Regions from separate parts of the Homo sapiens genome. Here region 2 is linked to region 1. Evidence: chromatin loops called from intact Hi-C (ENCODE). Cell type or tissue: ascending aorta. All regions are shown on one strand. Links, peaks and the distances in the headings refer to the core of each region. The heading gives the core; the rest is flanking DNA.

Region 1 (2,807 bases), core at 117-2,616:
GTTAAAAAGAATGTGGCAGCTCTATATGAGTTTATATAAAAGGATCATGTTATTGGCTGGATGTGGTGGCTCACGTCTGTAATCCCAGCACTTTGGGAGGCCAAGGCAGGTGGATCACTTGAGGTCAGGAGTTCAAGACCAGCCTGGCCGACATGGCAAAACCCCATCTCTACTAAAAAAACACACACACACACGCACAAAAACTAGCCGGGCATGGTTGTGTGGGTGCCTGTAATCCAGCTACTTGGGAGGCTGAGGCGGGAGAATTGCATGAACTTGGAAGGCGCAGGTTGCAGTAAGCCAAGATTGCAACACTGCACTCCAGCCCAGGTGATGGAGTGAGACTCTGTTTCAAAAAAATAAATTATGTCATTGTATTTGGTGCAAAAAGGAAGAGTATAAATGCTACAATTTGTATTTGTGTCTATTTATATGCATCAATGCCATGCAACATTTTTGGAAAAGATGCACAAAAGACTATTGACCCCAGTAGCCTCCCAGGAGGGCAGATGGGAGACAGAGCTATCAAGCTAGAGGACAGAGCTATCAGGGCAAGGTACTGACGCTGGAGCCAGGCTGCCTCGCTCAGCTCCGCACTGTAGTGTGAGTTTGGGAAGGTGATCTCTTTGTGCATTAAACTCTTAATCTGTTAGTTTCACAATGTCTTTGTGCCTCAGTGTCCTCATCTGCAAATGGGAATGTTAATACCACTACTTGTTGTAAGGTTAAAAAAAAATTCATGCATATATGCAAAGGTTTAGTGTACAGCCTGACACAGAGTAAATGCCATAAAAGTATTTGCTATCATGATCTGTCCAAGAACACATAAGTGAATTATGGAGGGCTGAGGGGAGGTGGTGCCACATTGCTATGACCAGCGACTATCATGCAGAACTTTTGAGCCCTCCCTACTGTGAGGGTCCAGAGAGAAGGGGCAGTTACTCGCCCGAGTCACTCTGAGAAGTAGAGGTTAGGCCTTGGAAGCCAGGCCAGGCTGAGCAGGGTCTCCTGGCTTTAGATCTAGTGGTTCCTTTTTGAGACAGAGTTTCACTCTCTCACCTAGGCTGGAGGACAATGGTGCAATCATAGCTTACTGCAGCCCTGAACTCCTGGGCTCAAGTGATCCTCCTGCCTCAGCCTCCCAAAACGCTGGGATTAAAGGACCGAGCCACTGTGCCCAGCCGGGTCTAGTGGCTCTTCCATGGCCCCATCAGTGGCAAGAGTGGTCACCAGGGAAGCAGCACATCTCTGCCCTGTTGCTTGCTCACCAATAAGGTGAGAAATAAAGGCTTTAATAGGTGCGATAACAATTTTTAGGAGATGCCACCTCAACCCAGGGTCTGTTTTCTGTTCCTTCCCTATGTACTCCCCTTAAATCTCCAGACCCCATGATACGTGAGCTAGAGCTATTTGAATTGGGCCTTTAACCTCAGTTCATCTCTTGTTTTGCAGCTGTGAAATAGGAGAATTAATATTACCCAGTTTCCCTGAAAGAGGCCTGAGTCACTTTGGTTATGCACCATTTTCCAACGCTCTGAGAAGCAGCCTCAAAGAACTACAAGAACCTTTTTAGAAGCAGTTGCAACTGACTGCCAAGGAAAGTTCTGGGCCATAATTCTTTAACGAAAACATTCAGACCTTTCCATGATTAATCAAAAGGGAAATAAGGAAAAGGGAAATCATGAATTCGTACTAAATCGCTACACTTGGAGCAGACGCTGCCTCTTGGCAATTCTTTCTCAGCACTTGTTCTGCCAAAGGGAGAAAAGGAAATAATGCACTGAGAATTTCTTCCCCTCTCTTCTGTCTCCTGATCTCTTATTTTTTTTCTTCTAAAGGTCAAATGTATTTGCTGAGCTGCCTCGACAAATACCTGCCCTCCACTCAGAGGCTGAAATGTCATTGCTGAAAATGAGGAAATGGAGTGACAGTGGAAGAGCCGTGGAGTGCGGGCTCCTAGTGACCGGCCCCTGCTGGGACACCCACCCCATGCAGACTTTACTACAGCCTTCGCAGAAGCTAACACTGTAATCAAGGCTGCAGGATTTCTGCTCCCTTGCTTTCCCTCTCTTTTGACTACATATTTTATTTCAGCCCCGTGGTGAATTATTTATTCGGAGGGGAGGTGGGAGAAAGTGAGGAGAACTCAGCCCTTTGGGAATAATAAGAATATAAGAAGACACAGCGGCCTTTCTCAGCCGGGAAACAGGAAGCACAGGTCTCCTTTTTAAATCTAACTAAGGAACTGGTAGAGTCGGCGGATGCTTGTTGAGTGTGGCTTTTGTGATGCTTCCAGTATGTAGCAGCAATGTTCCCAGATGTAGCCAAGGCCCAAACCTGGGGGAACCGCATGCCAGTCAGAGGGGAGGCTCAACCTCCCTCACTGGACGGGAATGCCTCCTTTGTGAAACCCACTTGGTAGGGCTAAGGAAAGGCTTGGACTTTGCTGATGTGGTCACTTCTCAGCTCCCAAACAGAGTGGGATGTAGCATCTGAGTAAAGGCTTACCCTGGCTTCAGAGGAGCTAGATAGAGATTCAACCCAGGGCCAGGCTTGTTTCTAATTAAAGTGGGCTTACCTGTCCCCAGCACCTGCACAGGTAATGAGACTCACCCAACATGCCCACCACTGCTATATCAGGTACCTCTGTAATGCTCCATCAGAATAGTCTACAAGAGTTCACAGGTTGGGCATGGTGGCTCACACCTGTAATCCCAGCGCTTTGGGAGGCCAAAGTGGGACGATAGCTTGAGGCCAGAAGTTCAAGACCAACCTGAGGAACATAGCAAGACCCTGTCTCCATAAAA
Region 2 (2,807 bases), core at 214-2,713, 170 kb before region 1:
CTGAATGGGATAGCCCCCTAGAGGACTTTAAACTGGCTTGTGTTCAAGGATTTTAAAAGGCACAGAAACAGCCTGCCAGATTACTAAAAGCCATTCTCCTAATTTTTTTCCCACCAAGTAAACTGGAAAGCCTTATAGCACTGTACATAGAAAAAGGACAAACCTGTCTTTGATTATTTGTTAAATTTGAACAAACTTTCCAACAAAATTTAGAGATCACAGACTTAAATAATGAAATGCTCAATTCATTTAATTCCATTTTTTTGTGGCCAATCTTTCTGAAGTCCTCAATACCCTAGTAAAACAGCATGACTTTAATTGAGGTGCAAAACAACCCCATGAAATAGCCTGTTCCGCCAATCAAGTATCCAAAACTTTAGAAAAGGACAAAGAATCTACAGCCACTTGAGCCTTAGATTGTCAAGAAAAGACTACCAAGTTAATGGCCCTTCAGCTACAACAATTAGGGATTCCTCCAAAATGTCCTCTCCTCAAAATTAAAATTAAAAAACCCTGCTTTTTCTACAAACGCACTAAACATTTTAAGAAGGATTACCCCAGATGTAAATAATGGCTAAAGATAAATGCCGATAAAGCTACTTGGGCCTGCTTTGGGAACATTCAGGGGATATTTCCCATACTTAAAACTAACCAGCAAGAAGGACTAGATATTAAAATTGATGATAAAGTAGTCAGAGTTCTGGTTGACACTGGGGCTACTCTGTTCTACTCTATTTGTCCTTAACCCCGACATGCTTTCAATGACCTCTCCCCAGAGTTCTGAATTCATCCAAATGGTCAAGGTAGCCAACCAGCCTATGACAGATCCTAAATCTCTACCAATTTTCCATTTCAACTAGGATCTCTCACTATCAGTCATTGCTTTTTGCTTGTCCCATCAGCTCCCATACACCTCCTGGAAAGGGATTTCTCAGAAGCCTACCAGGCCCATATTTTATTCTCCCAAAAGGAGGAAATAATGCTTAAACTATATTCACCAGGAGATTTTTGCCACAGAAGCAGCTCTTACCCAAATACTCATCTATTCAGTTAGCCTCACCATTACCCATCTTGCCTTCCAAGAGCTACCTGATAGCCTTTGGCACAATCCAACACTGATGTTGGTCACAGCCATTCAGCACCTCCAATTAAAATCCACATTAACCATAATAAACCCCTCTCCAGTGTCAAACGATATCCCCTAGATCCTGAGGCCCTGGCTGGCAGACAACCCATAATGGATGATTTTATACCAAAAAAAAAATTTGTCCCTGCACCAGTCCTTGCAATACCCCCATCCTACTCATCCACAAGCCCAACAGTACAGGATGGCAATGTGTTCAGGATCTCTGGGCTATCAGTAACACAGTCAATCCCCAACACCCGTGGTTCTCAATCCCTATGCCCTATTTTCTAATGCTTCCCCTGAAATTTCCAGCTATCAATCTTTGTAGTGTCCTTTCCAGTATACCTATAGCTCCTGACAGCCAATACCTTTTTGCCTTAACTTGAGAAGGCCAACAATACACCTTGGTTGTCCTTCTCCAAGGGTATGCAGCAAGCCCAACCTACTTCTCCCAGATCCATAGGGCCAATTTAGCTACCATTTCTTTTTGGTGAGGGTCCACTTTACTCCAATATGTCAATGATTCATTCTTTTTTTCAATATGTTGATGATTTGTTCTTATGTTCCCCTTCCTAAGAGGTTTGCCTCCTTGGCAGCCTCTACCTACTTACTACACAATCTATCCTCTAAGGGACACAAAGTCTCCAAAGAAAACTAATTTTGTCAGACCTCTGTCAAATTCACGGGATATTTCCTAAGCCCCTCTTAGAGGTTAGGAGGTATCCTAGGAATTCAATAGAGGTAGACCCCTTGTGCCTACAATGTATATTGGCCTTTCCCCTTTGCCAAAGAGACAATTTTCTGGATTCTTGGGACTTGCAGGCTGTTGCTGAAATTGGCTTCTCAATTTTTCCTTAATGTCTCAGTTTCTCTGTAATCTCCTTAAAAGTTTCTCTCCCAATTCCATCCAATGGACTTTTGATGCCCAGGAGTCCTTTGAGAATACAAAAACTCAACTTACCTTGGCCCCAACCTTAGGACACTCTAATTATAACCTCTCTTTTAATCTGTTCACTCATGAATGCAAAGGGAATGCTCTGGGAGTTTTTACTCAACCTCTTGGAGGACAAAATAGACACATGGGATGCTATACTCAACAGATTATGTTCCTCAAGGACTTCCTTCTCACCTCAAAATGGCTTCTGCTGTTTTTATCCTTGTAAAAGCCACAGGAAAGATAGTGATGGGGTTTCCTCTCATTGTTTATGTTCCTTACTCTCTCAAGGCTCTTCTCAATTCTCATCACACTCAACATCTCCCTGCTAGCCTCCCGACTTTACCTGATGTAATTTTCTGGATCCTTCCACCTTATTTCCCCTTCCAAAAGATGACATTCCCTATGACTGTGCTACCTGAACAGATCAACTTCTCACCCCTTGGCTAGATCTCTGGGAGGCTCCCTTACCCAATACAGACTATAACTGGTTTACTGATGGGTTATAACTGAGGGGACCCAGTGGCAAATACCTAACTAGAAACTTGTTGTCTCTCTTAACCAGATTATTGAGTCTGGTCCCTTTCCTGATGCCATATCTGTCCAACAAGCAGAACTACATGTTTTTACTAGGGCATGTCTTTTAGCTAAAGATAAAACAGCCAATATTTATGTAAACAGTAGTCATGCCTTTAGAGAGTAGCTCATGATTTTGGCATGCTTTGGAAATAAAGAGGCTTCCTTACC

The links. Peaks named below come from ENCODE experiments on the same cell type or tissue, not always from the same donor. Only the 100,000 strongest peaks of a DNase experiment are listed, where the experiment ranks them.
Region 2: a loop joins it to region 1, with 2.0 times the contacts of the local background. A loop is called at or near these places in 1 of 110 quality-filtered maps.

What each region holds. Positions count from the first base shown.
Region 1 is chr1:229,997,549-230,000,355 of GRCh38, forward strand. No RefSeq gene overlaps it. Among named protein-coding and RNA genes, the nearest start is that of LINC01736, 3.8 kb to the right of the region's middle. In ascending aorta, for the core only: no CTCF peak of the experiment used is centred there; a DNase peak (open chromatin) is centred at 1,567; H3K4me3 peaks cover 576 bases; H3K27ac peaks cover 2,087 bases.
Region 2 is chr1:229,825,844-229,828,650 of GRCh38, forward strand. No RefSeq gene overlaps it. Among named protein-coding and RNA genes, the nearest start is that of LINC01682, 59 kb to the right of the region's middle. In ascending aorta, for the core only: no CTCF peak of the experiment used is centred there; no DNase peak of the experiment used is centred there; H3K27ac peaks cover 1,231 bases.